Regions from separate parts of the Mus musculus genome. Here region 2 is linked to region 1. The links are chromatin loops, found by intact Hi-C in ENCODE. Cell type or tissue: heart. All regions are shown on one strand. Links, peaks and the distances in the headings refer to the core of each region. The heading gives the core; the rest is flanking DNA. Region 1 holds the start of Dhx57 (DEAH (Asp-Glu-Ala-Asp/His) box polypeptide 57). Region 2 holds the start of Gemin6 (gem nuclear organelle associated protein 6).

Region 1 (15,877 bases), core at 3,706-11,705:
TGAAACACGCAACTTCACAAAGCAACAACTCTAAGAAAGGGGAAATAGATAATCCAGTAACACACTTTCCATAATGGCAGAGCAAGCTCAGGGGCATTTAGGAGAGATGGCTTTTTTTTTTTCCCCACAGACAGGGTTTCTTTGTGTAGTCCTCCTGGCTATCTTGGTTACTCTGTAGACCAGGCTGGCCTCAAGTTCAAATTCAGAGAACTGTTTGCCTCTGCCACCTAGCTAGAAAGTTGTAGGTACCAGCACAGATTTCACAGGCATGGCCTCCCACAACAAAGTAGCTGTTCAACTACATAAGGAATGTTGGCTAGGATAAGCCATATGCTAACCTGGAAAACAAACCTCACTACTTGTTGTTGTTGCTGTTGGTTTTTGGAGACAGGGTTTCACAGCCTTGCCTGTTCTTTAACTCAGTTTGTAGACTAGGCTGTCCTTGAACTTACAGAGACCCTCATGCCTCCGCGTTTCGAGCGACCACGCCCGGCTACCTCAATACATTTTCAGAAGACAGAAATAACACAAAACATACTCTGCTACTAAAATAAAATGAAATTAGAAATTAAAAGCAGGTACAAAATTGGTTAACTCACAAACACATGGAAATTTAAAACTAGCTCTCTTAGTACTTTTTCTTCAAGATCCTTCATGGCTTTATATACGTACTGAGTCTTCCTCTCCTACGCCTAGAAAGCTCTTTGGAGGCAGCAACTGTGTCTGTTTTGATTGCTACCATATCTCTAGCATATGTAGCATCTCGCAGAGAGCAGAATTCAACATTTTCTGGGGTATGAGTGAAGATTAATGAATAACGTGTAAGAATGGGGACCCATGCATTGATTTATCTGTTCTACACGTATTTATTGAAAGCTTATGTGCCAGATCTTGAAGATTTGACAGCTAAGACAAAACGCATGCCTGGTGAAGCAGCTAACTCTCTAGAGGGTCTGGTAGATGGTAAGCGGGTGGATAGTCAGTCAGGGCTGCTGTCACAGAAGAGCTAAGCTTACTAAAGCTGTATTTGGGCTCACAGTTCTGACGGCTGGGAAGTACACAGCACGTGGTGTCTGAGCAGATGACAGTCAGAGTCTTTGCACTGCATCTGGGCAGGGCAGGGGCGAGGAGAAAGGAAGCTAAAGGAAGAGTCTAAACACAAGGGAATGCCTCGCTTTATAATAACTATCTCGTGAGACTGGTCTCTCTCCCTTGTGGTATTAATCTCTTTTAATTATCTAACTACCTTTAAAGAATCCAACTTCTAATACTGGTAATCAATTTCAACATGAGTTTTTTTTTTTTTTTTTTGAGGGGACAAATAATATCCAAACTATAGCCACAAATTTATGGTTGCACCCTAGAGGTGGAAGGTAAGTCCCTTTGCTGAAGGTTCCTTGCAGTGCAGACACAGAGCCCAGCGGACCTGAGCTGGATCTGACCTGAAAGCCCTCTCCCTGAGGACTGGGTTTGATGGTACCAGAAAGCACCATGCAAGCTTCCCAGAGAAGGAAATGAACAACAGCTTTACCCAGCTTTAATGTCTATGAAACAAAACAGCCAGCCTGGTGCAATCACCCTAAGGGGGGAATAGTGGCATGCAGTCCTTGGTGGTACCAACAGCTCTCTGATTGGAACTGAAGCCTCATCAACAGAGGAGAAATCAGCCCTGGGACTGAAAACCAGGCGAGTTCCTCACGGACGTCACGGACCTCAGAGCAGAACTTACAGCTGCTACTTTACTCAATTAATACAACTGCTAACTACACTGCAAATACTCATAGCCACAGGTTAAAAGTGTAGTTCTGGATAGAGTGCCTTGGTTGTAAAAGCAGAATGCATCTGAGGTTACAGCTAACCTTGTTCAAGCCATTATCAATGAGCCACAGAAAGGAAATGATTTGCTGAGACAGCCAGCCCCCCAAGATAGGCTGACTCCACTGAGCCAACAATACCAGGAAGGAGAGGCTCATACGTAGATCCCTGGGGCTACATTAACTTCCTCAGTCCCAAGCCTCTCTCGAGACTCCAAGTATTCCCTTTCCTCCAACAGGCACCCCTTTCTTGTGAAAGAGTGTCTGTCTTTGAGGTTTGAAATGAACGGTTTCACCTGCTGAGGTCAGCCTCTGGTCCCTTTCTGCCGCCTGTCACTCTACTTTGAGCTCTGAAATCTATCAGTTCTCACCCCTCATCAAAGAAACCTCTCTGTACAACAGACCCGACCACTGCAGAAATTCACAACTGATCAAAACGCTGAGAACAGAGATTGTGTGGTGTCTAGTCCCAAATGACTCACCCACAAACACAACTGCTGAACCTTAGATCAGGGACATTACAAAGGTGGACTTCAGAAAATCAAATAACCCCATTAAAGAATGGGGCTCAGAACTGAACAAAGAATTCTCACCTGAGGAATACCGAATGGCAGAGAAGCACCTGAAAAAATGTTCAACATCCTTAATCATCAGGGAAATGCAAATCAAAACAACCCTGAGATTCCACCTCACACCAGTCAGAATGGCTAAGATCAAAAATTCAGGTGACAGCAGATGCTGGCGTGGATGTGGAGAAAGAGGAACACTCCTCCATTGTTGGTGGGATTGCAGGCTTGTACAACCACTCTGGAAATCCGTCTGGCGGTTCCTCAGAAAATTGGACATAGTACTACCGAAGGATCCAGCAATACCTCTCCTGGGCATATATCCAGAAGATGCCCCAACTGGTAAGAAGGACACATGCTCCACTATGTTCATAGCAGCCTTATTTATAATAGCCAGAAGCTGGAAAGAACCCAGATGCCCCTCAACAGAGGAATGGATACAGAAAATGTGGTACATCTACACAATGGAGTACTACTCAGCTATTAAAAAGAATGAATTTATGAAATTCCTAGCAAAATGGATGGACCTGGAGGGCATCATCCTGAGTGAGGTAACACATTCACAAAGGAACTCACACAATATGTACTCACTGATAAGTGGATATTAGCCCCAAACCTAGGATACCCAAGATATAAGATACAATTTGCTAAACACATGAAACTCAAGAAGAATGAAGACTGAAGTGTGGACACTATGCCCCTCCTTAGAATTGGGAACAAAACACCCATGGAAGGAGTTACAGAGACAAAGTTTGGAGCTGAGATGAAAGGATGGACCATGTAGAGACTGCCATATCCAGGGATCCACCCCATAATCAGCATCCAAACGCTGACACCATTGCATACACTAGCAAGATTTTATCGAAAGGACCCAGATGTAGCTGTCTCTTGTGAGACTATGCCGGGGCCTAGCAAACACAGAAGTGGATGCTCACAGTCAGCTAATGGATGGATCACAGGGCTCCCAATGGAGGAGCTAGAGAAAGAACCCAAGGAGCTAAAGGGATCTGCAACCCTATAGGTGGAACAACATTATGAACTAACCAGTACCCCGGAGCTCTTGACTCTAGCTGCATATGTATCAAAAGATGGCCTAGTCGGCCATCACTGGAAAGAGAGGCCCATTGGACACGCAAACTTTATATGCCCCAGTACAGGGGAACGCCAGGGCCAAAAAGGGGAAGTGGGTGGGTAGGGGAGTGGGGGTGGGTGGGTATGGGGGACTTTTGGTATAGCATTGGAAATGTAAATGAGCTAAATACCTAATAAAAAATGGAAAAAAACAAACAAACAAACAAACAAAAAAAACCAAAGGGATTGTGAGAGTGAGAGGAACTGGAAGTTTACTGTGAGACTGGTCTGTCTCCAAGAGATGTCAAAGAGGCTACCTGAGAAGGCTCATCAATACGTTTGCCTAGGTAAGATCTGAACAAGGACACCAATGGAATGCTAACATAGAAAGGGGAAAGCTCAGAGCCTCAAACCTAGATAGATGAGGAACTATATGCAGTTATAGAATGCTGAGAATGGGAGAAAGGGTTTTCCTCAGGGAAGAGCCACTCAACTGTTTATTCAAAACCAAGTGGTCAGCTCTAGGATCATATACATACAAACAGCATTATACAGACTGAGCAGGCTATTTATGTGTTTAGGAGTATATATATATATATATATATATATATATATATATATATATACATATATACACACATATATGTATATATGTGTGTGTATATGTCTGTATATATATATACATATATATATATATATATATATATATACACACACACACACACACACACACACATGTACGTATGTAACACTCATAAAAGGAGACCATGGATACAAGAGAAAGCGAGGGAGGTACAAAGGAGGGTTGGAGGGAGGAAAAGGATGCAGGGGAGATGAAATTATTATTTCAAAAAATATAAAAATGATTTAAGCCCCTCAACAGAGGAATGGATACAGAAAATGTGGTACATCTACACAATGGAGTACTACTCAGCTATTAAAAAGAATGAATTTATGAAATTCCTAGACAAATGGATGGACCTGGAGGGCATCATCCTGAGTGAGGTAACACATTCACAAAGGAACTCACACAATATGTACTCACTGATAAGTGGATATTAGCCCCAAACCTAGGATTCCCAAGATATAAGATACAATTTGCTAAACACATGAAACTCAAGAAGAATGAAGACTGAAGTGTGGACACTATGCCCCTCCTTAGAATTGGGAACAAAACACCCATGGAAGGAGTTACAGAGACAAAGTTTGGAGCTGAGATGAAAGGATGGACCATGTAGAGACTGCCATATCCAGAGATCCATCCCGTAATCAGCATCCAAACGCTGACGCCATTGCATACACCAGCAAGATTTTATCGAAAGGACCCAGATGTAGCTGTCTCTTGTGAGACTATGCCGGGGCCTAGCAAACACAGAAGTGGATGCTCACAGTCAGCTAATGGATGGATCACAGGGCTCCCAATGGAGGAGCTAGAGAAAGAACCCAAGGAGCTAAAGGGATCTGCAACCCTATAGGTGGAACAACATTATGAACTAACCAGTACCCCGGAGCTCTTGACTCTAGCTGCATATGTATCAAAAGATGGCCTAGTCGGCCATCACTGGAAAGAGAGGCCCATTGGACACGCAAACTTTATATGCCCCAGTACAGGGGAATGCCAGGGCCAAAAAGGGGAAGTGGGTGGGTAGGGGAGTGGGGGTGGGTGGGTATGGGGGAATTTTGGTATAGCATTGGAAATGTAAATGAGCTAAATACCTAATAAAAAATGGAAAAAAAAAGATAAAAAGGTTCTAACAAAAAAAATTATTTAAGAGAACAAGGCTATTACAGAGTAGTTGCTGAATGCCTCACTCAATAACCTATGAGTGGATATATGAATAGGTGGAGAAAGTGAGCCATGAAATACTTGTGAAGAGAACATCCAAGCAGCAGCAATGACAGATGCGAAGGTTTCAAGCTCGGAACATCAATTAGCGCCCTGGGCCAGGTGCTGGGATGAGGCCAGAGTGCACAGAAGGAAATAATAGTTTCAGTTGGGCAACTATTACAGTCGTTCAGGTTAGAGAAAAGAAATGCAGTGTCTTAAAAATGGTGGGGAGGAAGACATAGGGTGTTTACATCGAAACTCCATTGGCTGTGGCTATGAGGGGCAGGAGGAAGTGCCTGTGTCAGGGAGACTTTGAGATAGAATGCTAGCTCCTCAGAAGTTTTACTGTTGGTTTGTGTAAACAGAGCAGAACATTTATACTAAATAGGCTACTCTGGCTTTGGTGGAATGCCGTGTGTGTGTGTGTGTGTGTGTGTGTGTGTGTGTGTGTGTTTAAGTAAAGCTTTCAACAAATGTTTTGGTAACTGATTCTTCTTTGCTGTGGTACCTGACTTCAGTATTAGCTGCATTGTGAGTGGTAGATAAAGGTGGTGGTTTGAGATTTGAATCCAAGACTGGTTAGTTTTTATACGAATGGCAGATTCCCTGGTGGGTGGGTCATTAGCTAGAATCAGGAAAGACAGTTTCTCCTAGGTGAGTGGGACCCCCCCTCCCCACAAGTGGCCAAACACCATAGAGAAACCAAACAAAAACACAAATAATGTCCTCTTTCAATTTAAAGTGTAAAACTTGCCAAGCAGTGGTGGCAGACACCTTTAGAGGCAGGTGGATCTGTGAGTTGGAAGCCAGCCTGGTCCACAGAGTGAGTTCCAAGCCAGCCAGGGCTACACAGAGAAACTGTCTTAGAAAACAAAAACAAACTAACAAACAACACCCCTCAATTATTTTAACTACTCTCTAACCCTAGATCCCCACTAGGCAAGACATCCTGAGCCCCAACCACGAGCTCTCCAAAGGACAGCAGTATATACATACACTCACAAAACCATAATGACATGAAATGATTAACATGTGACTGAAGGAATGGCACAAACTGAATTTTCAATAATCGCATTCTCCCACCCCCCTCCCCCCACCTTTATGTCTTTCCAGACAGGGTTTCTCTGTGTAAATAGCACTGGCTGCCCTGGAACTCGCTTTGTAGACCAGGTTGGCTTCAAACTTACAGAGATCCATCTGCCTCTGTTTCCAAAGGCGTGCACTACCACGCCCAGCTGCATATCGGGTTTTTGTCTTTTTGTTTTTTTTACGTAGGAAGAAAGGAAAACATCAAACATCTTACCACCCAAACCACCCAGCTGGGGTCAATTCATACATTGAGAAATGGCTGAGGAAAAAAAAAAGGCAAGAAGATTCTGTACTGACTTAAAACAAGTTGCCTCACACCAACCCAGAAAAGGTTACATTTTCAACTTGAGCTGTAATTTTCACGCAAAAATCTGAACCAAGATTTACCGATTATAGCGGCATCCGATATCACATTCCCCAGACGTTTTCTGTAGAATACAAATTAGGTTATCTAGTCCGCAGGGAGGAATCCCACTATCTATGTAGCCTGCTAAGATTTCATCTTTCTTTACCATAGACACTGGATCCAAGTTTGGCTCTAAAAGGATCCTTTGTTTCACACCCAAGTTTGGCTCCCACGTACAGCATCGTCAAGCTGAGGTGATGAAAACTGAACCCACACCGCTTGCCTCCCAGGCAAACCTCTGACCACTATACATTCCCCCAGCTCCATTCAGATACCTAGTCATGCAAGGTTCCTTTCTTCAACATCCATCTTCTCCAACCCTTTCCCCAAACAGCCCCTCGGGTCGCCACCGAGCCACAGACAGGAAATGGGGCTGGCGCCCCTCCTTTTCAACCTTGCTCGGAGCCGTGGGTGTGGACGACCTCGACTGCAGATCCCGGGGTTCCCCAGGATTCTGCAGGTCCAGGTTCACTGCCCCTGGGCTGACAGGCAGGACCATAGGGGCTGCATGGTCCTCGGATGTGATCACTAGAGAGGGGAGGCGGCAGGCGGGCCTGGCAACCCCGAACCCGCGCGGCCCCGCACATGCCACGTCAGGCCGTACCTGGCTCGTAGCGTTGCTGGCTGCGGAGCTCAGGAGGCGGCACCCAGGGTCGGGGTCCGGGCTGGGTTCAGCTTCCCTCTTGGACCTCACCCGCAGCAGCCGCCCCGCCCAGGTGTCTTCTGATTGGCTTCTTGCACTTTTGCTTCCGGGTGAGAGGTCGCCCGGTCGCCCCAGCAACCGAGGCCCGCTCTGTCCTAGAGCCCAGCTCCCTCCAGCCTGCCGAGCTGGCGAGCCTAGGGGAATCGCAGAGTCGCGAAAGCCTGTCCTTCACGTCTCCATCAAGTGAGTGCGCTTCCTCTCGGGAGCTGATGGACCCGGAGCCAGCCGCAGCATCCACTCTGGGGTGGAGGGGCACCGACAGCCCGGCGTCGGGGGATCCGGAGATACAGCGTGGGCCCCCGAGTCTGTGGGTTCGCTGTGCCTATCACTCCGGATTTGTTTCCTTTACGGTGCCAGATCAATGGCAGAGGTTCCTGCTAACTCACATAATCCAGAAATTTGAATGTGGAAACGTCACCCCCTTATTTAGAGAATATTAGTTTCTGTAATCGAACTCACACAGATAAGGTTTTACCTATGTAATACAGTGAAGTAAGCCTGTACAAATGGAAAAGAAATTAGCTTGATGTTTCTAGACTAATATGGCTGCTGATTTTGGTACAATGACAACTCAACATGGTTGAAAACACAAGTACAGTTTTCAAAAATTAAACGTGTGTTTAATATATATACATATTTAATATATTATATAATATATATTAACATATAATATATTAATATTATTTTAAATATAGGTATATGTTTATATGTGTATATATTTATATATGTGTATATATTTTTATATATGTATATATATCTATGTATATGTATAAAGAGCAATAATAGTATGTTATGCATCAGTAATAACAACAGCTTTTTCAGGTCCTGTAGTCATCTGAACAAAATTGTAGACGTCTAGCCTCGCCTTAAAAACAAACAAACAGAAAAACACCACCAAACAACTAGAAACAGCACAGGTCTGTGACCATTAGGGTACCAGCACAATATATATATGTATATAAGTATACACATATACATACATGTGTGTGTATTGTACATATATAATTATATGTATATTATATATATGTATGTATATTATAGACATATAATTAGCTTTTAAATCATCTGTAAAGAAGACATCCTGAGTAATATTGGAACCATCTTTGATAAAGCTACCAATTCATATCATGCAGCAGGTAGGAGATATTTTACACTCACATGATACAGTGCTGCCCCCACATTTGTAACACTAGAGGGCGAAAAAGGCATTTGAGACTTCTTTTTACTTTTTTCAGCAGAGGGCCAAATGCTGGTGTGACATAGCTCTGTAAAAGAAGTGCACTCTTTTAGATAGGAATTCCTTTCAGTAGTGTTCAAAGTATTACACTCTCACGAAACAACAAACAAACAAACAAAACCAAAAAAAAAAAAACCCTGAAAACCAAAAAGGGGAAACATTTCCCCGAGATAAAGCCGTACAAGACTATGCTCATCAAACGTGGAAATCTGAAGAGCGGTTGAGGACTGCTTCATTTCCTGTATGATCAGTTGTGTTTAGTAGTGTCCTGCTTAGTAGGCGTTTAATGATTCTGTCTCAAGAGCCATTCATTCCCTAGATAAGCATTTTCTGTTTGTACTCAATACCGAGTCAGGTGGTGGGAGGACATTTCATCGATCTATGGTCCCTATTTTAGTGTAGGTGACTAACTACACATAAGCATTGCTTTACTAAGACCCCTAGTCCTGGAACCAGAGGAGTTTAAGGATGAGAAGAAGTCAGACAGACTTTGCAGAGGGGCCATCTACAGAGTTGGACACTAGCCTGCATGGCCTACATAGGTTCATCCTTTTAGTCAAAAGTAAGAATGAGACATTGAGGTAGAATCTGTTTCTACCCAAAGAAGACGCTCGTGCCTCCGGGAGAGCACAGCATAGCTGCAGTGGGCACTGTGAGCAGATTTCGTAATCTGATAAGCATTGTTAAAGCATCCACTACTGCCTGACTGAAAAAAAAAAGTTAACTTTGTACTAATAAAATCATACAAAATAAATTAAAATAGGCCATCTAGGGAAGATAATTTATTTCCTCAGGACTCTGCACCAGCCAGTAGAAATGCCAGTGTGTCTGTGTGAAGAGAATTTACCGGAATCCTGCTGAAAGCACATGTGCTGTGGGTCTCATGATATTAAACTATTTAAACTTACCTTTATTTCCCTCAATCTCTTAAAGCTTCGTCAGAAGTATATAAGATCAAATTTATATTTCCAAATGGAGACACATACGGTAAGCATGCATCTTAATTATCTTTTCATATAGGAAATTTGTTTTATAAAACCTTTTTTTTTCAATTCTATGAAAAATTTAATTGAAAGTTTTCAAATTTTTCTCTAGAAATATCACAGTACTTTTCTTTCTAGTAATGCTATCTTGTAAAACACTATCATAACCCAATTCCTATGTTTGTTGTTTCTACGATTATAGATGCTATTTTAAATACCTAGTACTCTCCTCTTTCTTATTTCTCTGAAAGCTGTCTAGCTAATTTCCCATAATTCACACGTTCAGATCATATAGTTAATTCCCCTCAATGATGTTGCAAAAACCCAACCAAACAACAGACAACAATGATAACAACTAAAACAAATATGCATCAGAAACAAAGCTTTGAAATGACATTTATAGTAGTATATACACAGGAAGGCTGAGCTGCTGTCATTGTGCAGGGCCACTAGTGACAATGCCAGGAATACCTCATGTATACTCTCACGACAGCAGTCATTTCAACTCCATGTTTCCAAAACATGCTACTGTTCCCAAGAAGGAGCCGTGTCTACCTGATTTTACATCTTGAGTCCAACTTTCTGTTGTCTTTTTCTACTAAAACTTGCCCTAAAGTACAGAGAAAAAACAACTTTCTGAGCTATGAACTATTTTACCCATACATTATATTTCCAGTGGTAAAATAAGACAAGCTAAAGTTATCCCATATCAACTGTAACCTCCCAAGTCAATGCTCCTGTTTTTTAAATTTATTTTATCTTTTTTTACAGTTCCCATCCTGGTCCACCCTCTGACTGTTCCATAGCCCCCCATAACCCCCATCCCCATCTCCATGTGGATGTCCCCAACCCACACACAAACACCCCACTTCAACATAACGCCCCACTCCCTAGGGCCAGCCAGTCTCTAGAGGGTTAGGTGCATCTTCTCTGACTGAGTTCAGACCCGGCAGTCCTCTGCTGTATGTGTGTTGGGGGCCTCATGTCAGCTGGTGTATGCTGCCTGGTTGGTGGTCCAGTGTCTGAGAGATCTTGAGGGTTCAGGTTAATTGAGATTGCTGGTCCTCCTACAGGGTCACCCTCCCCCTCAGCTTCTTCCAGTTTTTCCTTAATTCAACCACAGGGGTCAGCAGCTTCTGTCCATTGGTTGGGTGCAAATATCTGCATCTGACTTTTTCAGCTGCTTGTTGGGTCTTTTGGAGGGCAGTTGTGATAGGCCTCTTTTTGTGAGCACACCATAGCCTCAGTAATAGTGTCAGGCCTTGGGGCCTCCTCTTGAGCTGGATCCCAATTTGGACCTCCTTTTTTTCAGGCTTTTCTCCATTTTTTGTCCCTGCAGTTCTTTCAGACAGGAACAATTATGGGTCAGTTTTGACAGTGGCATGGTAACCTCAACCCTCACTTGATGCTCTGTCTTTCTCCTGGAGGTGGGTTCTACAAGTTCCCTCTCCCCACTGTAGAACATTTCATTTGCTTCCTGAGAGTCTTTCACCTCCCAGGTCTCTGGTGCATTCTGGAGGGTCCCCCATCTCCTACCTCCAGAGGTTGCCTGTTCCCATCCCTTCTGCTGGTCCTCAGGGCTTCAGTCCTGTTCCTCCCACACAATAGCTTATCATGTTCCCCTCTTTCCCCTCCCTGTCCCCTTTCTCACCCAGGTCCTTCCCTCCCTCCTTCCTTCTGTGATTGCTTTCTTCTCCCTCCCAATTGAGGCATCCTCACTTGGGCCCTTTGGCTTGTTAACCTTTTTGAGTTCTGTGGATTGTATCCTGGGTATCCTGTATTTTTTTTTTTTAGCTAATATCCACTTTTATTGGTATATTATCCCATGTAAGTAGCAGACATCCTAACAGATGAATAGACATTTAAATCAAAACCATTATACCTAGATAGGATACCTTAAAAATCTGTGGTGTCTGTCATCCACTCTGACTTTTAGTTTTAGTCCTAGAAAGCCAGAAAAGCGAAGGCCAACCAAAGCCCACCACTGGGGTGCAGGGCAGTTGTGAGTTGGCTTCAGCATAACTGTTCCACCCACCTAAGCCCCCAGCCCCATTTCAGAGCTCAGGGTCACAGCTGCGGGCTTCTTCCTCGCTAGATGGCGACTGCACAAGAACTACCTCTGGGATCTGTGAGAGAAACGGGACAGGCACGCACACCACGCCGAACGGGATTGTCTACACAGGAAGCTGGAAAGATGACAAGGTATCCTTATCATCCTTAATTCTCGTACTGGGTAAATGATCCAAGCATTTCATTACCAGTCAGAAGTGCATTGATTAAAGGGAGTTTATTGACTCACAGCTGTAATCTGGTTATGTAGGAGGCTAAGGCATGAGGATCCCGGATTCCTGGGCTATGTTGCAAGACCTGTGTTCAAACTAGATTCTGTAATGAAGATAAATGGTTTTAGTGTCTATTATTCTACATATAATATTAATCTCATCAATAGACGTAATATTATTATCTTTCTCAGCTTCCATTCATTGAGTAAAGCCAAACATTATTTTTTTTCCATTTAATCTTCTTGACAACCTCATGAGAAAGGTACCATTAAAACTCCTTTTTATGGATGAGATAAATCAGACTCGGGTTCCTTATACAGATGGTGGGTGATAACATGGGAATGTATACCTAGGTCTACATTTAAGAGATCATCATATCTATTAGGTGTGAGTGCCACGGCCTACAGGAGAGGGCTCTCTCCATCCACAGCAGGAGTCTCTGGGGTCACTCTTGCTCCCCAAGCCTTCTAGTCAGCCTCACGCCAGCCTTTTATCTAACCTCTGGTCCTCATGTTATGCAGTAGACACTTTTCCTACTGAGCCATTGGCATACCCCAAATTCACAAAGACAGTGTAATGTTTTCTGAAGTGACTACACCAGTTGCTTTTTAAGACTTCTGATGAACTTTGGTGTCTTGAGGATTCTAATTATCACCACCTTGGTCCCTCATCTGTTCAGATAGCCCAGATTCAGAAAGACAGGAGGGGGAGGGGGGGGGAGGAGTGGGGGGGATAAGGATAGACATGTCTGCTCTTTGTGGAAACAGGAAGCGATACAAAGTTAATGAGGATGTTCCTAAGAAGCTTGTGGGTGCAGTGTAGGCGGGGTTCTGAGCATTTCCTTTCTCACAATCAGATGAATGGCTTTGGAAGACTTGAACATTTTTCGGGCGCTGTGTATGAAGGACAGTTTAAGGACAACATGTTTCATGGACTGGGGACTTACACATTCCCAACTGGGGCAAAGTACACTGGAAATTTCAATGAAAATAGGTAACGTTACATTTTAAGAATAATTACAGTTCTAAAAGATTCTCTTCAGTCATGCTTGTTAAGTAGTGTATTTAATTAGTGCTAAATAGTCTTTATGGCATATTTGATCTCCATAAATGGCTGAGGAATGTAAGAGGAGAGGCTGTAACCATTATAGCCTTCCAAAGTGCAATATCATTTTTGGTAAAGATGATTAGACTTTCTCTGTGTAGCCCTGGCTGTCCCTGAACTCACCCTGTAGATTGGGCTTGCCTTGAACTCAGAAATCCGCCTGCCTCATGCCTCCCAGTGCTAGGATTAAAGGTACACACCACCGCTGGGCGTGGTGGTGCACGCCTTTGATCCCAGCACTCAGGAGGCAGAGGCAGGTGGATTTCTGAGTTCGAGGCCAGCCTGGTCTACAGAGTGAGTTCCAGGACAGCCAAGGCTACACAGAGAAACCCTGTCTCAAAAGACCAAAAAAAAAAAAAAAACAAAAACAAAAAAGGTACACACCACCATGCCTGGCTGACTATTAAGCTTCTACCCCAGCCTCTGTGGTCTCTGTTAGTGTAGGGTGAGTGGAAAAATGTGTGATTCTTGAACAAATTTAGTCCAAGAATAATTTTCACCTAAAATAATTCCTGTGGTTAATTCATCCTGACCTGAATTAGAGAATGCTAAAACTAGAAATGCACGTACTATTGCCCTTTCTGAGCACACGGTTGCAGAAAATATAAAAGGGAATGAAGCATAAGCATAGTTTTATAAGCTGGATCTTACTCCATATCAAGCCGCCCAAAGGTCACTATGAGGCTGGGGATGCAGCTGAGTTGAGAGTGCTTGTCTAGTGTACATGAAACCTTAGGTTCAAACCCTACATCGCATAGAATCGGGCATAGCACGCAGCTCATGCCTGTAATCCTAGCCCCTGAGAGTTAAGGGTAGGAGGCCCGAAGTTCAGTGGCACCCCTGGCTACACGAAAAGTTTGAGGCCAACCTGAACTACAGGAGACCCTGCCTCAAAAGGAAAATAAATTTATTTATAAATATCCCTTTCACAATCTAGAATGAAAATGCTATCTAATTGTTATACAGTCAGTGTGATACATTTCTAGGACTCCATTTTTGTAACAAGGACACATAAACCATTTTCACTTATATTAATAAAGAGAGGAAAAGATAACCTATGGGATACAGCCTATTCATATGTGAGTGTGTTTCCACCACTACAGTGGGATCAAAAGAACACTACCCAAGCACAGCACCTCAAACGGAGCTGATGACCAAGAAATATTTGTTAAGTAAATGAATGTTTGAGTCGATCCAGATAACCAATACACAAGTTTCAAGTTTCAGCCGATTGCTTGGTTTTATATAAAGTTAAGTTTATTTGACGCTGAATCCATGAGCACCAATATTTGTATCTAGACAGTGTGTGTTTGAAATAGTGTGTCTTCCTAGTGTATGAAAGCAGAACGCTGGTGATTAATAGGAAGTGACATGGAAAGGTAAAGAGCCCTAGACAGGCAGCGCAGCATAGCAGTCCACGTAGTCTGTGAATCCACATAGACTGTGAATGACCAGTCCTGACTAACGAGCAAGCTCACTTCTCACTTTTGCAGGGTAGAAGGTGAGGGAGAATACACTGACACCCAAGGCCTGCAGTGGTGTGGTAACTTCCACTTCACAGCTGCCCCCGGCCTGAAACTAAAGCTCTACATGTAGACCTGCTGCCTTAACGCTGAGATGTGGCCTCTGCAACCCCCCTTAGGCAAAGCAACTGAACCTTCTGCTAAAGTGACCTGCCCTCTTCCGTAAGTCCAATAAAGTTGTCATGCACCCACACCTTTTTGAATTATGTATTGTATGTGTGTGAGCTCATGTGTGTTTATGTGCATGTGTGTGCACATGTGCTTGTATGCATGTGTGTGTGTGTGTCTGTGTGTGAGTACTTGTTCATGCAGGTACATGTGGAAGGCAGAAGTTGATAATAAAATGCCTTTTTCAGGCTAGAACATGCTTTTAATCTCAGCACTCAGGAGAGGCAGGCAGATCTCCTGAGTTGCAGGACAGCCATGGCTACACATCTTGAAAAAGAAAAAAAAAGTCCTTTTCAATCACTTTTCACTTTTTTTTTTTTTTAAAGACATGGTCTTACTATATGGCCATGGTTGGCCTAAAACTCACTGTGTAGACCAGGTTGTCCTCAAACTCACAAAGATCTACCTGTTTCTTCTTACCAAGTGCTAGGATTAAAGGTGTTTGGTCACTAGATTCAATCTTTTCACCTCATTTGTTCCTCAGTGAACCTGGAGCTCACTGTTTCTGCTAATTTGGCTGGCCAGTGGCCCCCAGGAAACGCCCATCTCTGCTCACCCCCAGCTGAGCACGGAGGTTAGGCACGTACCAGCGCGCCTGGAGAGGGAATCAGGGTCTTCACATTTGCAGGGAAAGCACTTTGCCCACTAAGGCATTTCCCCGACTCTTGAATTGTATCTTCATTAGGAAATGACTTTAAATAAATTGTGTGAATCAATTCAGAGTTTATGTATGTTTTAAAATTGGAGCAGTACGGTCCGAATGGTGGCTAAGTCACTATCTAACTCTGCACCTCAACTTTTGTCAGCCCCTCCCTCCGGCTTGTGCCTTCAGGTTTATTTTGGAAGAAAAACATTTTTCATGAGATACCCTTTATAGTTATGCAATCAGTTGGTCCCCACTGGATTGGTTTACAGTTGTGGTAAAACTTAACATGAAAGCTGTCTTTTGAACAAGAACTTAAATGCAGTACATTGTTGCTGACTGTAGCTGCCATGTAGTACAGCTTGTCCCCAGAATTTATGCTTGACCGACTGACCCCCAACACAGAGATTAGTACTGACATTTCCTGCTTCAACCGCTATCTAGTCTTTGGTTCCACGAA
Region 2 (15,198 bases), core at 7,199-15,198, 67 kb before region 1:
AAAAACAAAAACAAAAACAAAAACTAAAACAAGAAAATTTACATAATAACTTATGTTTAAAAATTGTTTAGGATGACGTGAACAATGTAAACCTGAAGGTTTCTCCATGAGAGACACTGATCCTTAGAGATAGGACTTACTATTTGTGGAAACTTTGTTTGTAACTGCCTGTTGACCGTACTTAGAGAAACACTATTAAAGACCATTGGCTTTCTTTGATGTAGACCCTAGAAATTCTGCTATAAGTTAATAAATAGCCAGGTGTGGCAGCATATGCTTATAATCCGAGCGTGTGGGAGGTAAAAGTAGGATTGCTGCTAGTTTGAGACTAGCCTGTTATAGGCAGGAAGTTATAGAGCAGTCAGGGCTATGTAAGGAAATCCTGTCTTTAGAAGGTGTTTAAAAGGCTGGCAAGATGGCTCAGGACATAATGGAATGTTGTCATCCCTGAAGATCTCAGTTTGATCCCTAAAACCCACTTGGTAAGAGGAAGCCTACTTATGCAAGCTTTCTTCTGACTTCCACATGAGGGGTGTGTGTGTCTGTGTGTGAGTGTGTGTGTGTGAGTGTATATGTATGTGTGTGTATGAGTGTGTGTATGTATGTGTGAGTGTGTGTGTGAGCGTGTGTGTGTGTATGACTGTGTGTATGTATGTGTGAGTGTATGTGTGTGTGTGTGTGTGTGTGTGAGTGTGTATGTATGTGTCTGTGAGTGTGTGTGTATGAGTGTGTGTGTGTGTGTATGTATGTGTGTGAGTGTGTGTGTGTGTTTTTGCGAGTGCACTGAGTAAATGAATGTATTTTTAAGTTTTAAATGTATTTTAGTAAAAAACAATGATAATAAATGTCATTTTCTAAGGAAACTCCCAGCAATCAGGAGGCAAAGGCAAGCAGAGTTCTATGAGTTTAAGGCCAGACTGGTCTACACTGAGAATTCCAAGCCAGCCAGGATTGCACAGTGATTGTAAGACCCTGTCTCAAAGGTTAAAAAAAAAAAGAAGAAGAAGAAGAAGAAGAAGAAGAAGAACAAGAGCAGGCCTGGCCTCATGGCCCACACCTATAGTCCCAGAATTTGGGAGATAGAGGCAGAGGGTCAAGAATGCAAGGCCATCCATGACTACATAGTTTGAGTTAGCCTGGGCTACATGAGACTCTGTCTTAAAACAAAATGGAAGAATAAGAGACAGGGATAAAGGCTGGTGAGATGGCTCAGCAGGTAAGAGCACCCGACTGCTCTTCCAAAGGTCCTGAGTTCAAATCCCAGCAACCACATGGTGGCTCACAACCATCCATAATGAGATCTGACTCCCTCTTCTGGTGTGTCTGAAGACAGCTACAGTGTACTTACATATAATAAATAAATCTTTAAAAAAGAGAGAGAGAGAGAGTGAGACAGAGATAAGCCGGGCAGTGGTGGCTCACACCTTTAATCCCAGCACTTGGGAGGCAGAGGCAGGCAGATTTCTGAGTTCGAGGCCAGCCTGATCTACAAAGTGAGTTCCAGGACAGCCAGGGCTATATAGAGAAACCCTGTCTCGAACCTCCCCCCCCCCCAAAAAAGAGACAGAGATAAAAAAATATTTGGGCCAGGTAGTGGTGGTGCATGCCTTTAATCCCAGCTCTTGGGGGGCAGATAAAGGCTGAGCACTACTTTATTTGTGTTATCAGGAAGGAGAAAATGTTAAAGTACGACTGCTATTTGGTGCCATATAGTTACTATGAACTGGGAATGCTACACTATCTAAAAGGGGTGGTTTTGAGGCCAGTCTGGTCTACAGAGTTAGTTCAGGACAGCTAGGGCTACTCAGAGAAATTGTGTCTCAATCAAACAAACCACACACACACACACACACACACACATGCGCGAGTGCGCACACACACAAATATGGGAAAATTTGTGTCTATACTGAGTATATACAGACTTGCTCTATCCAGTACAGTATAACTATTTACACAGTCTTTGTATTATAAGTAATCTAGAAGGCTGTGGTGGTACACACTTTTAGTCCAGCATTCCAGAGGTAGACACAGGTTTATTTCTTTATGGCCAGCCTGGTCTACAGAGCAAGTCCCAGGACAGCCATAGGTATGCAGAGACACCCTGTCTTGAAAAAAATAAATGAAGAAAGTTTCTAAAATAAACAATCTTATTTATTTTTATTTATTACTTGTATGAGTACACTGTAGCTGACTTCAGACACACCAGAAGAGGGCATCGGATCTCATTACAGATGGTTGTGAGCCACCATGTGGTTGCTGGGAATTGAACTCAGGACCTCTGGAAGAGCAGTCAGTATTCTTACCCGCTGAGCCATCTCTCCAGCCTCTGGTTCTCTGTTTCTTTTAAGGGGTTTAGGTTTATCCATTCTGTACATGTGCATAGTTGAATGCTACTTTAAGAGATTTGAGCATCCATACTGTTTAGGGGTATAGCACGAGACAGCGTTTTCTTCATGAATAAGGCTGTAGGTTTAATCATCAGTCTCTCCAACCCCCCAAAAATATTTAAAAATTCCAAGAACCTGAGCTCAGTAATAAACATTCATGAGGCTGTAGGTGTTATCCCTGACATCATAAATAAATAAGCAGGGAAAGTCCAATTCTACAGGCATGGTAATGCAGGCCTATAAACGCAGCAGCTGGGAGGCCGAGGAAGGAAGAGCATGGGAAGCTAGACCAGCCTGATTTACACAGCACCTTTCAGGTTACCTAGGGCTATATTTCAAGACCCTGTCCCCCAAAAAAGCAAAACAAGAGCACTGCTGCCCAGGATGAAGGGCTGGCATTCTGATTCCAGAACTCCCACTACAGCAGGGCAGTAGAATTGGCTACCTGTGATCCTGGGGGTTGGATGCAGAGAGACGGGATCGATCCCTGGGGCAAGCTGACTAGCTATATTACCCAGTGTCAGGGAACTCTGCTTCTAGCAAGAGACTCTGCCTCAGTAATTAAAAGTAGAAAGCAGTTGTGGAGAATGAGACTCTATGGTATTCGATTTGAAAGTAGCCCCCTAAAGGCCAGGGGAAGACAAACGTTGTCTTCAGGCAGAATCTGTTGGTGCCTCTGAAAAACCTTGAGAGAGCCACTATCCTTAATTTTATCCTTACTTCCATGTTTGCTTTTGTTTGTTGGTTGGTTGGTTGGTTGGTTTTGCTGCTGCTTTTGCAAATTGGGGGAAATGACCCAGGGCCTTGTGCACATTAGGTGAAAGCTCTGTCCCTGTGATGCATTTTAGTACTACCTACTGCTATTTCCCTAAAATAATACCTCTGAGATGATCCTCATCAACATTTAAAAAAAATGTAACCTTTCTCTTTTTCTTTTTGCCCTCTTTATTAAAAGTTGCATTTCTTTGCTGTGCATGGGGGGGGGGGCGGGTCCATTCCTTTAGGAGACAGAGATAGGTGCTTCTCTGTGAGTTAAGGTCAGCCTGAGTTAATGAGTGAGTTTCAGGATTGCCAGAGCTAAGTGGAAAGACTTTGTCTCAATGCCCCCCACACACAACATACAAACAAACAAACAAACAAAAGTCTGGTTTCAGTGACAGTGTAGGCACATACTCAGAATAATTTGGAGAGATTTTTCATCCCCATAATCTTTGTTCTGTGGACTGAACAATACACACCTTTCTTAGTTTGACCTAGAGAATTTTATATGTATCCTTTCTAACCAGATCCTTGCCTCCTAGTGAGAGTTTGTGCACCTACCACAAAACACAGAGTTGTGAGCTTATGCAGTTTGTTCACTGACCAACTGGGTACAGAAGCCTGCAGATTTCAAAGGGTTTCCTTTTTAGTGCTTAGTTTTCCTTAGCACATTCTAGATGAACTTTTCAGAAATTCATCTTCTGGGTACATAGATCTCCTCTCCTTGTCTGACATAGATCATAGAGAATGCCCTAACGCTGCATCTCACAGCTAGTCTTGCATTTGCCTCCATTTTAACAGCAACACTTCAGACTGAGCTTTGTGTGGAAGAAGAGACCCTGGTCAGGAGTGCAGCAGCTACTCACATTGCAACTCCACCTCAGATATTCCCACCTCTAACCGAGAAAGCAAACATGTCACGGTTCCAAAGACACGAGGACAATGACGAGTACCTGTTAAGTACCTTTAGTCTGAGTGAAGGCGAGCATGATAGAATGGTGAGAGTAACTAGATCCCACAATCTAAAAGACAGTGAAGCAGAGGACAAGTTCGAGGATGCCCATGAAATTATCCCTGTGGCAACAACAATGAGCCTTTTATCATCCTTGGAAGAATGCACAACTGGATTGTATTTGTTTCTAAATAACAGGTTCTCAGACGCCATCAACCTTATTCACCCATGGTCAAAAAACAGTTCATACCACGCCCTGATATACAGTATGTTTATGGTTGTCAAGGCCATCCTCACCTTTGAGCCACAGGATATCCAGATCGGAATGAACGCCGCAAAGGAAGCTTTGAAAACCTGCAACAATTTCCGAAAAAAGCCCAGGATAGTGACTTTATCTCGCCTAATGAGTAGACAGGGAATAAAGTCTATCAAAGAGGAGGAATTACATGCAGAAGTCTGTTATGCTGAGTGTCTAGTCTTGAAGTCTGCTATAACATTTATACAGGACGACAGTTTGCTGAGTTTCCTCAAAAGCGGTGTCAATGTTGGGTCAAGCTATCAAATATACAAAGACTGCCAACAGGTCTTAGAACTTATGCCTGAGAACCAAAGTAAAACCCACAGACACTTGATTGGAGGGATAAAATTTGGAGTTGGGGTATTCAATCTGATGTTTTCACTTGTACCACCCAAATCACTGAAACTTCTCAATATGGTTGGCTATTCTGGAGACAGAGAAGTGGGCCTGGCCTTGCTCCACGACAGTGCATCTGAACCGCATATAAACAACATCTTAAGTGTGTTCACTCTTCTCTTCTACTACAACTATGTGCGTGTAGTTGTTGGTGTTGAAAAGGCTTCTACTGCTGCCACCGAGAGTCTCTTCCTGATCTACCTGGAGAAATTCCCCAACTGTGTTGTACTTAAATTTTTCCGTGCACGTTTTAACATGCTAAACGGTAATTTTGAAAGCGCAAAGTTAAAGTTACAAGAGTGCATCATTACTCAGAACGAGTGGAAGCAGGTCCATCACCTCTGTTACTGGGAGCTCATGTGGTGCCATATTTTCTTGCAGAATTGGAAGCAGGCCTACAACTATGCCAGCCTATTGTTTCAGCATAGCAGATGGTCTAAGGCCATCTATATATACAGCAAGGCTATCATACTGGCCTTGATTCCTCCTGACTGTGTGGACTCGGAAAACGAGAGCCTGAGCTCTTACTTCTTACGCGTGGATAGCTTGAGAATCAAAATTTTAGGCTCTTCTGTGCCCATAGAAAAGTTTATTGCTGAGAAAAGTCAGCGCTATGGTACTACGACAGGCTGGTTTACAGCACAGCCCCTTCTGGAGTTCATCTACGCCTGGAGTGGCTTCCGAGTCATGAGCAAGAAAATAGAGCTTATTTCAAGTTGGCTATTGATAATTGACAAAGGCAAAGAGCTTTTGAGTGAAAACCCAAACGAGGAGTACGGCATAGATGACATGAGCTTGTTAAATCTGCTGAAAGGCCTGTGCCTGAAGCACTTGGGCAAGCACCTGAAGGCTGAGCACTACTTTATTCGTGTTATCAGGAAGGAGAAAATGTTAAAGTACGACCACTATTTGGTGCCATATAGTTACTATGAACTGGGAATGCTACACTATCTAAAAGGAGACTATGCCAATGCAATGAAAAACCTCGACAACATAAAGAACTATAAAGACTATTCCATGGAAGCCCGGCTACAGTTTAGGGCTCATATTGCCCTTGAACAAATAGCTAAATTAGAAAAGTGATTCTTAACCCAGTGTGCTTCTGTGTAGTATGAGTGAAATATCTACAATCAGTCAAGTAATTAGTAGGTAGAAAAGTACTTCCTCTGTGAAAAGCAAAAATCCAAGTGGCAGCTGCTAAGAACCTGCTAACTAAGAAAGGGACACGCCATTGCTCTGCTCTCTCCTCCTCCTCCTCCTCCTTCCCCATAAAATTCAATGCTCAGACTGAGAAACGGAGTGACGCACATTCTTGAAAAAGGAAAGGCAAATGCTATAACTGCAAAAACACTCATGAAGGGATTATGTTCACAGTTTTTAAACTTCCAAAGGTTTAGCCTTCCACTAGATACTGAATATGCTTTGCACATAACACAGTGAATGCTTAACTGGTAAAGAAATGACCTTGGTCATTACTGTTTCAAAACTAATGGCACACTGAGTACTATAAACTCTGAAGGGTTTCCCTTACAATCATTTTCATTGGCTTTTACAGCAAAGACGACCCCCTATGTGATAAGGAATATCTTTTACACTTTTACATGAGGAGTCCTAGGAAGCTCTAGTGTGAATTTCTAATTTGTCAGAAAATAGAAAGAAATCTCCATCCACATATAAACCCTATAATGATAATTGCGGGAAATGAAGATGACTGGGGAAATGGCTTAGCAAACCAAGCATTTGCCACATAAGCAGGGAGACCAGAGTTTGACTCCCCAGAACCAGGTGCATTCTTCTGGATAGGTGTGGCAGCCCCACTTGTTTTTGTTTAAGATTTACTTATTTTATGTATATGAGTACACTGTAACTGTCTTCAGACACACCGGAAGAGGGCATCAGATCCCATTACAGATGGTTGTGAGCCACCATGTGGTTGCTGGGAATGGAACTCAGGACCTCTGGTAGAGCAGTCGGTGCTCTTAACCGCTAAGCCATCTCTCTAGCCCCGGCAGCCCCACTTGTAAGAGGTGGGAGGAGATGGGAGTCCCAGGAATAAGCTGGCTAGTTAGATGAACCATGTCTGAGAGCTCTAGGTTCAGCTGAGAGACTCTGACTTAATAAGCTGAAGAACAATCAAAAACTTCTAATATCAGCCCGAGGCCTCCGCATGCACGGGCATACAGATACACTTCTATACATGTGTGTCCACACTCATGAGAAGAAGCAAACACAACTATGTATGTCCCTGGGTTGTATCATGTGTCCCCCCAGGCCCCACCCCAGTCTCTCTTGGTGCTGTGATTAAACGTATATACCACTACTCCAAGCTTATACAATGCTGGGATCAAACCTAGGAATTCATATATGCTGAGCAAGAACTCTACCCAACTGGGCTACATCTCCAGCTCAAACACAGATGTTTTCTTACGGAAATAAAAAGTAGTCAGGTGAGGTGGTGCAGTATTTTAATAAGTATTCTGAAGACTAATGCAGGAAGATCTTGAGTTCTAGGCTAGCCTGGGCTACATACTGAGAGCCTATCTCAAAAGACAGTAACAATTTTAAAAAGATTTTAATTTAGTCAGCCAGGCATGGTGGCATACACCTAATCCTGGCGTGTGGGAGGCAGAGGCAGGTGGATATCTGAGTTTGAGGCCAGTCTTGTCTACAGATTGAATTCTAGGATGGCCAGGGCTACACAGAGAAACCCTGTTTAGGAGAGAAGAAAATCAATATAACCTGAGCACCTAATATATGCCAGATGGAGATGGTTGTTAAGTACATGGTTGCCAATAAAACAAAACACAGCCCCTGCTCGCTTCTAGAGGGCTTCTAGGGTTAATGATGTCTTAGTTATGAAATTTTAGAGCTGAATTTTTTTTCAAGGCAGGGTTTCTCTGTGTAGCCTTGGCTGTCCTGGAACTCACTCTGTAGACCAGGCTGGCCTCAAACTCAGAAATTTGCCTGCCTCTGCCTCCCAAGTGCTGGGATTAAAGGCGTGTGCCACTACGCCCGGGTGGGTTATCTTTTTTAAAGATTTATTAATTTTATGTATATGAGTACACTATTGGTGACACACCAGATCCATTACAGATGGTTATGAGCCAACATATGGTTGCTGGGAATCGAACTCTGGACCTCTGGAAGAGCAGTCAGTGCTCTTAGCTGCTGAGCCATCTCTCCAGCAAATCTAACCACACATTTTTATTTCGAGATGAGGTGAGTGAAATCCAGTCAGTGGATCTGTATGCATTCACACTTGTGTGGCCACACACAAGCAAATACACACACACACACACACACACACACACACAAGTCAAACATCCGTTTTTAACCATGCATGGTAGTGGGTTTCTGTAATCTTAGTATTTAGGAAATGGAATCAAGAAGATCAAAAGTTCAAGACCAGCTTGAACTCAGCTTCACAGCAAATCCAAGACTAGCCTGGGCTAAATAAGACCACCCCCACATCCCTATAGAAAATAATTCTAGTTTTTAGCAGAAATCATAGCAAAAAAACTATAGCAATATTTTCTCTGTGTGTCTACTGGGTGTGGGTGTAGGTTTGTGTGGAGCAGGGGTAGAGGTCAGGGAGTCAGTGCCAGGTATTTTCCTCAGTCATTTCTGTAGCGTGATTTGTTTTGTGTGCCTGGACCTTTAAAGGACCCTGTGCCTCTCAGTGTCAGCTGCCTCTTGGAATTCTGAGAACAGGAGAGGATATAAAAAGCCAGCAGCGGTTGAGAGCAGACAGTGGGCTTTGGGAGTAGCAGGGAGTAGAGTCCAGGACACAGAAGAGTGGGGTCAGAGAGCAGAAGAGAAGACAGTTGGAGACAGTTGAGCTAGGAGAAGCTGAGCCAAGCCAAAGAAGATACTGTTAGGAGACAGAAGAACCCATGAAGAACCCACACAAAGTCGCTAAAAAAGAAAAAAAAACAGACTAAAAGCCATGTGTCTGTCTGTCTGTCTGTCTGTCCGTCTGTCTCTGTCTCTGTGTGTGCGTGTGTATATTATATCCATGTATGCACATGTGCTGGCCTGGCAGGCACTTGAAGCAGACAGAGGTTGACAGTAAAGGAGGTTGCACTGAAAGTGTAAGAACTTGAGTTAATATACCCAGCACTGACATCAGAAGCCAGTCGAGCCCCTGTAGTCTGGTGAGACTGTTTAGTGGTTGAAAGAACTTGACACACGATTCCTGATAAACTAAGTTGGAAGATATTATAATTGTTGTTATTACTAATTTTATTATAGACAGGGTCCCACCATGTAGCTCTAGCTGTCCTGGAACTCAATACTGTAGACCATGCTGGCTTTGACCTCCCTGAGATCCACTTGCCTCTCTGCCTTCTAAGTTCTGAGATTAAAGACCTGTGCCCCGATGCCCAGTGGCCACTTTACTTTTTGAGTCAGACTTTCTCTCAGAACTTGGAAGTTGGTTCCTTGGCAAAAATGGCAAGCTAGCAGGCCTGGGATCTGGCAGTCACAACCCCAAACCCTGAGGTTACGGATCCATGCTGCCATGTCAGCCTTTGATGTGGGTGAACTCAGGGTCCCATGCGTCCACAGCACCAACTTTACACTCTGAACCTTTTCACAAGGAATGCATGTAATAATACAAATTCAATCCCAGCTCTCGTTGGCTACACTCTAGCAACACCGTCTCCCCGCCCCCCGCTGTCCCCAGGCTGCATCTGCCCAACTTCTCCTAGTTTGCTTGCTGGGGAACCCGCTCTAATCTTCCTATCCATCCGCCCCTCGTGACTAACTGTCACAAATCCTTGTAACCCAGTAAAAACAAAACTCTAGAGGCTTGTAATTTATCAGTCAAATTCATATCAGTAAATTCTCAACCCACAAAACGCCCACACAATGAACTCAGAGCCAATTGATGGTGATACAAGCTGCCCACCTAGATTGGACAGATTGTCCTATATTATTCTATTCCTTCTAAGATATTCATAGCTACCTGCGGCTATTTAAAGCCTCGTGGGTCTGGTTCTTCCTCTTCCATCTTCTCTGTCCTTCTGTCCTCTGTGTCAGAAACTCTCAGCCCCGCCTTCCTTTTCCACTGCCCAATCACAGGCTCTAGCCTTACCTTGTGCTTGCCCTCACCTGCATATAGACAGCAATTCACACACAGGCCCTCTGGTTTTGTTTGTCTTGGTTTCTGAGACAGGGTCTTACTCTGTAGCATTGGCTGGCCTGGAATTCACTATACAGACAGGACTGGCCTCTGCTTCCATACTGCTGAGATTAAAGGTGTGCACCACCACATCCAACCTAAAACACATTTGTGTGTGTGTGTGTCTGTGTGTGTTTGTGTACTTGTGGAAGTCACAGAACTTGCAGGAGTTGGTTCTTCCCTTCCACAAATGTCCCAGAGATCAAACTTGCCTTATCAGGAACAGTGGCAAATTCCTGTAACCACTGAGCAGTCTCACCAGACTACAGGGGCTTATCTGGCTTCTGATGTTGGTGCTGGGTATATGAACGCAGGCTCTCATGCTTCCAGTGCAAGCAAACACTTTACTAACAGCCATCACCCCAGCCCAATGTATTCATTCATATATATAATATATATATATACATATATATATATACACACACATATATGTGTGTGTGAATACATACATACATACATATATATATATATATGTTGTATGTGTATGGGTGTTTTGCTTGCATGTATGTCTGAGCACCATATGAGCACCACTATGGTGGCTGGTGCCCCTGCTGGCCAAATGAGGGTGTCATCTCCTGGGAGTTTGACATTTTTGTATGCAGTCATGTGGGAAATCCCGGCTCTCTAAAGAACAGCCAGTGCTCCTAGCCACTGAACCATCTCTTTCCAGCCCCTTAATGTATTCTTTTTCTAGATCGGATTTTTTTGTTTCCTTCTGTGTGTGTGTAGGGCAACCTCAGGTGTCATTTTCAGGAAATACACCCACATTCTTTGAGACAGTGTCTCTTTGGTTCAGGATTTTACAATTAGACTAGTGAGCCCCACGGGTCCTTCTGATTCCACTTCCCAGCCATGAAATTGCAAATGAGCCATACCGGGCTTTTTTTTTTTTTTTTAATGGAGCCATTCCTAGCATTCATCAATATAATCTTGATGACTACTAAGCATATACATAAAGAAGAGACATTTCAATTGGCTGGTACTAATTGAGTGAATTAGAAAAGCTAGAAGCCGGGTGATGGTGGCGCACACCTTTAATCCCAGCACTTGGAAGGCAGAGGCAGGCAGATTTCTGAGTTCGAGGCCAGCCTGGTCTACAGAGTGAGTTCCAGGACAGCCAGGGCTACACAGAGAAACCCTGTCTCGAATTTAAAAAAAAAAAAAAAAAGCTAGAATAGTTTAAATATCTTGTATCTAGTTGCAACTGATTTTTAAATTTTTTTAATTTTTTTTTTTTTTTTTTTTTTGTAGCAGGGCTGGCCTAGAACTCACTATGTAGACTAATTGATCCCAAACTCCCTGCCTACCTCTGCTTTCCACAAGCTTGGATTAAAGTCCTATGCACCACATGTGGCCCAAATGCAACTTAAATTTCTGATAATTTGGACAGAGTAGGGACATGTCCTTGTTTCAAAAGGGGAAGAAAACATAAGCCAAACAGGTTTGCAGTAAAGAATGAAACTTAAAATGCAACTGAACAGTTGTCACAAATCAGTTGTAGATTTTTATTCTGTAGTTTTAAAGGTCAAACATTTTCTCCCACACTCTTAATAACTTGGAATTTACATTAGCTCTTGTAGCTTTATAGAGGGTTTTAACTGATAAACTCTAACTTAATCCATGAAATCTCATTAATATGAAGTCAATCATTCAATAAATGAAGGTTTTGGGAAGGATTATTTGATATGGAATTTCAAGTAGTAATTTTAAAAAACCGATTCATATTTAATGTTTCTGCTGCTTGGCTTGACAATCTTTTTTTTTTTTTTTTTTTTTTTTTTGAGACAGGGTTTCTCTGTGTAGCTCAGGCTGTCCTGGAACTCACTTTATAGACCAGGCTGGCCTCGAACTCAGAAATTCGCCTGCCTCTGCCTCCCGAGTGCTGGGATTAAAGGCGTGCGCCACCACGCCCACCTCTGGCTTGACAATTTTATAGCTCAGTTTTTGTTCATCGCCCTTGGTGGGTTTTTTTGTTGTAGTTGTTGTCTTGGCGGGGGAGAGGGTTGTTTTTTTCTCTTTTCAGTATAGGCAGAATCTTAGCATTTACTGCCTTGCACCACTTTTCAGTATCACAGTCTCGAAGATTCTGCAGTATGTCAGAGCCCAGTCAGCTACGTGCCCAGAAATCTGAAGCAGAAACAACATAATCCAGTGCTGCTTGGGAGGCAGAGGCAGGCGAAGTCTACAGAGTGAGTTCCAGGACAGCTAGGGCTACACAGAGAAACCCTGTCTCGAAAAAAAAAAAAAAAAAAAAATCCAGTGCTGATCTTCCCAACTTCACCACTGTTCTTGAGATTTACTGAGAACACGTCCCCAAAGGTGCACGCATTTTAACCGGCTCCAAAACGAGCTAGACCAGAATTCATGCCATTCACCTCGGCTTTTAGAGCCTTAAGGTTTACCCAGAGAGCTTTGTGTTGAATTCAGGGCAAAATCGCATTTTCATACCCCACTTAAAAAGCTTTGAGGTACGAACATTTTCCTCTTACAAAGATTTCTTGAGACGTTCACGGTGGCCAGGAGAACTCAAGTTCCCTTGGACACAACCTGCAGTGCAAGAACGGAGGCAAAGGACTACAGGATGGAGGATTCTGGGGGAAGGAAATGACGTCAGGAGCAAAGCATGCTGGGCTCAGGCGGGCCGACTCAAGCCCGCTCGGCGGCGTGTGAGCTAAGTAGAAATATAGCCAGGGTCTCTGCGGCGTTTCCCTGAGTCGTGCAGAGTTCTGGGTATGGCGGCCTCTGGACAGGACCTGGTGTTGGAGCTCTAGAGCTTCGCTAACGGGTCCTCAGCGCTTTACGAGAAAATTGGCGCAAAGCCCGTGGAGAGTCATCTAGAAAGAGTAGGTGGGAATCCGAGAACTCCGCATCAGTTATGTCTGTCAGGGGTTTAGGGCGAAATCCTTTTATCTAAGGAAAGCGGAACGGAAGTGGCTGCTTCTTCTTTTTTCTAAAAAAGATTTCTTTATTGTATATGAGCACACCACTGCTTTCTTCAGACACACCAGAAGAGGACATCGGATTCCATTACCGATGGTTTTGAGCTACCATGTGGTTGCTGGGAATTGACCTCCCAGTCGGTGCTCTTAACCGCTGAGCCATCTCTCCAGCCCCGAAGAGTTTGAGTTATCTACGGGCCAGGTTCAAAGCCAGGTTGAAAGCGGTATCCGGAATTGGGAGCAGAGGGTGGGACTAGACATGCCACAGGAGTTTTAAGAATTGTACCTGTGGCCATTCACTATTACCATCAGTCTGAATTATAAATACCCCTTCCCAGATATACTAAACAAAACATTCTCAAGAATTCTCCAAAGATAGTATCAGTTTCTTATACCCCAGATGGGCGTTTTGCTTGTTCTTCTGAGATCTGAGACGGCACACTATGTTACCAGGCTGGTCTCAGCACTACTAGTAGGTAGGGACTGTAGGTGTGAGTTAAGACTGGCTCTATGTATCAGTGCTTACTTGCATTAAGAAACTCGTTATTTTCAGGCAAATTACAGACTGCCTACAGAATGGCGATCATTAAGACATTTGCTTGGGCTGGTGAGATGGCTCAGTGGGTAAGAGCACTGACTGCTATTCCAAAGGTTCAGAGTTCAAATCCCAGCAACCACATGGTGGCTCACAACCATCCGTAAAAAGATCTGACTCCCTCTTCTGGATTGTCTGAAGACAGCTACAGTGTACTTACATATAATAAATAAATGAATCTTTAAAAATATTTTTAAAAAAAGACATTTGCTTGTGTGGAATATCCATAGTGATTAACCCAAATTGATAATGGTTCTAGATCTGGGCAACTGGTAACCATGAGCGAATGGATGAAGAAAAGCCCCTTAGAATGGGAAGATTACGTTTATAAAGAAGTGAGAGTGATAGCCTGTGAGAAGGAGTATAAAGGATGGCTTCTAACCACAGATCCAGTCTCTGCCAAGTGAGTATGCAACTTAATTTTGTGAAATGACAATCCTATGTACTGGCCCCGGATATCCAAGCTGAGAAGGCAGATCAATCAAAGACTGGTCATTCACACATAATAATTGCTTTTGAGCCTAACTGCTGCTGTTTTAACTATGGGATGCTGTAGCAAACTAAACATAGTTATAGGAATAGAAAAGAGAAATTCTCCCCTCTTCTAATTCTCCTTCCAGAGGGTCTCCTGTAGCCAAGGTTGGCCTTATTTGGCTATATAGTTGAAGATGATATTAAACTTCTGATTCATCTACTTCTACTTCTGAATGCTAGGACACCACACCCAACTTTATTTATTTTTTTAAAATAAGTCTCATATAACTCAGACTGGCCTCAAATTCATTATGTAGCTGAGGATAAACACGAATCCCTGATCCTCTTATCTCCACCATATCCAATTGTCAGGACTTGTCTCAAAAGGTAAAAAAAAAAAAAAAAAAAGGACTGAAGGTACATAGATGTCAAGGGGAAAAATGCCCATGCTGTTTATTGGAAAATTTTATATTTATTGAAGTACTAAGTAGTTTGTTTGTTTGTTTGTTTGTTTGTTTTTTGAGACAGGGTTTCTGTGTAGTCCTGGCTGTCCTGGAACTCAGAAATTCGCCTGCCTCTGCCTCCCAAGTGCTGGGATTAAGGGCGTGGGCCACCACACCCGGCTACTAAGTATTTTTTTTTTAAGTTTTAATTATGTATTTATATGAGTACACTTTTGTTCTCTTCAGACACACCAGAAGGGAGCATTGGATCCCATTACATATGGCTGTGAATCACCATGTGGTTGCTGGGAATGGAACTCAGGACCTCTGGAAGAGAATTGGTGCTCTTAACTGCTGAGCCATCTCTCTAGGCCTAGTACTACGTATTTATAATCTTACTAAATTTCTGTAGCACTGTGGAAGATTATATAATAGCCTCTCTCAGTCTCTGCATTTAGCATGAAATGCCTCAGACTTAATGATCCTTCTACTCTAACCTCATGGGCACTGTGGTGACAAGCTGAAACTAATATGATTGAAGCTAATACGATTTTGATGTCAAAAGTTGAGGACAGGATTTAAAAAAGAAAGCTATTAAACTAATTCCATTTATGATTACAAACACTCAAATCTTCAATAAAATACATAGACATAGACTCCTACAAACAGACTTTGTTTTCTTTCTTTTTCCTTTTCTTTTCTTTTTTGGTTTTTGGAGACAGGGTTTCACTGTATAGCCTTGGCTATTCTGGAACTCACTCTGTAGACCAGGC

Evidence for each region. Hi-C counts contacts between places; a loop is a spot of excess contacts. Peaks named below come from ENCODE experiments on the same cell type or tissue, not always from the same donor. Only the 100,000 strongest peaks of a DNase experiment are listed, where the experiment ranks them.
Region 2: a loop joins it to region 1, with 2.0 times the contacts of the local background. A loop is called at or near these places in 1 of 42 quality-filtered maps.

What each region holds. Positions count from the first base shown.
Region 1 is chr17:80,282,678-80,298,554 of GRCm38, forward strand. Dhx57 (DEAH (Asp-Glu-Ala-Asp/His) box polypeptide 57) reads right to left here and starts at 7,799. Exons shown (of 24, transcript NM_001163759.1): 1 at 7,379-7,799. Morn2 (MORN repeat containing 2) reads left to right here and starts at 7,535. Exons shown (of 5, transcript NM_194269.2): 1 at 7,535-7,660; 2 at 9,648-9,701; 3 at 11,793-11,899; 4 at 12,836-12,972; 5 at 14,577-14,799. The coding sequence starts at 12,836. The coding sequence ends at 14,679. In heart, for the core only: a CTCF peak has its summit at 8,670 (motif pointing right); a DNase peak (open chromatin) is centred at 7,524; H3K4me3 peaks cover 2,115 bases; H3K27ac peaks cover 1,595 bases.
Region 2 is chr17:80,211,854-80,227,051 of GRCm38, forward strand. Gemin6 (gem nuclear organelle associated protein 6) reads left to right here and starts at 12,598. Exons shown (of 3, transcript NM_026053.4): 1 at 12,598-12,817; 2 at 13,768-13,911. The coding sequence starts at 13,787. It overlaps Ttc39d (tetratricopeptide repeat domain 39D), which reads left to right and starts at 4,061. Exons shown (of 1, transcript NM_026351.2): 1 at 4,061-6,083. The coding sequence starts at 4,061. The coding sequence ends at 5,875. In heart, for the core only: CTCF peaks have their summits at 10,536 and 12,660; a DNase peak (open chromatin) is centred at 12,618; H3K4me3 peaks cover 1,673 bases; H3K27ac peaks cover 1,408 bases.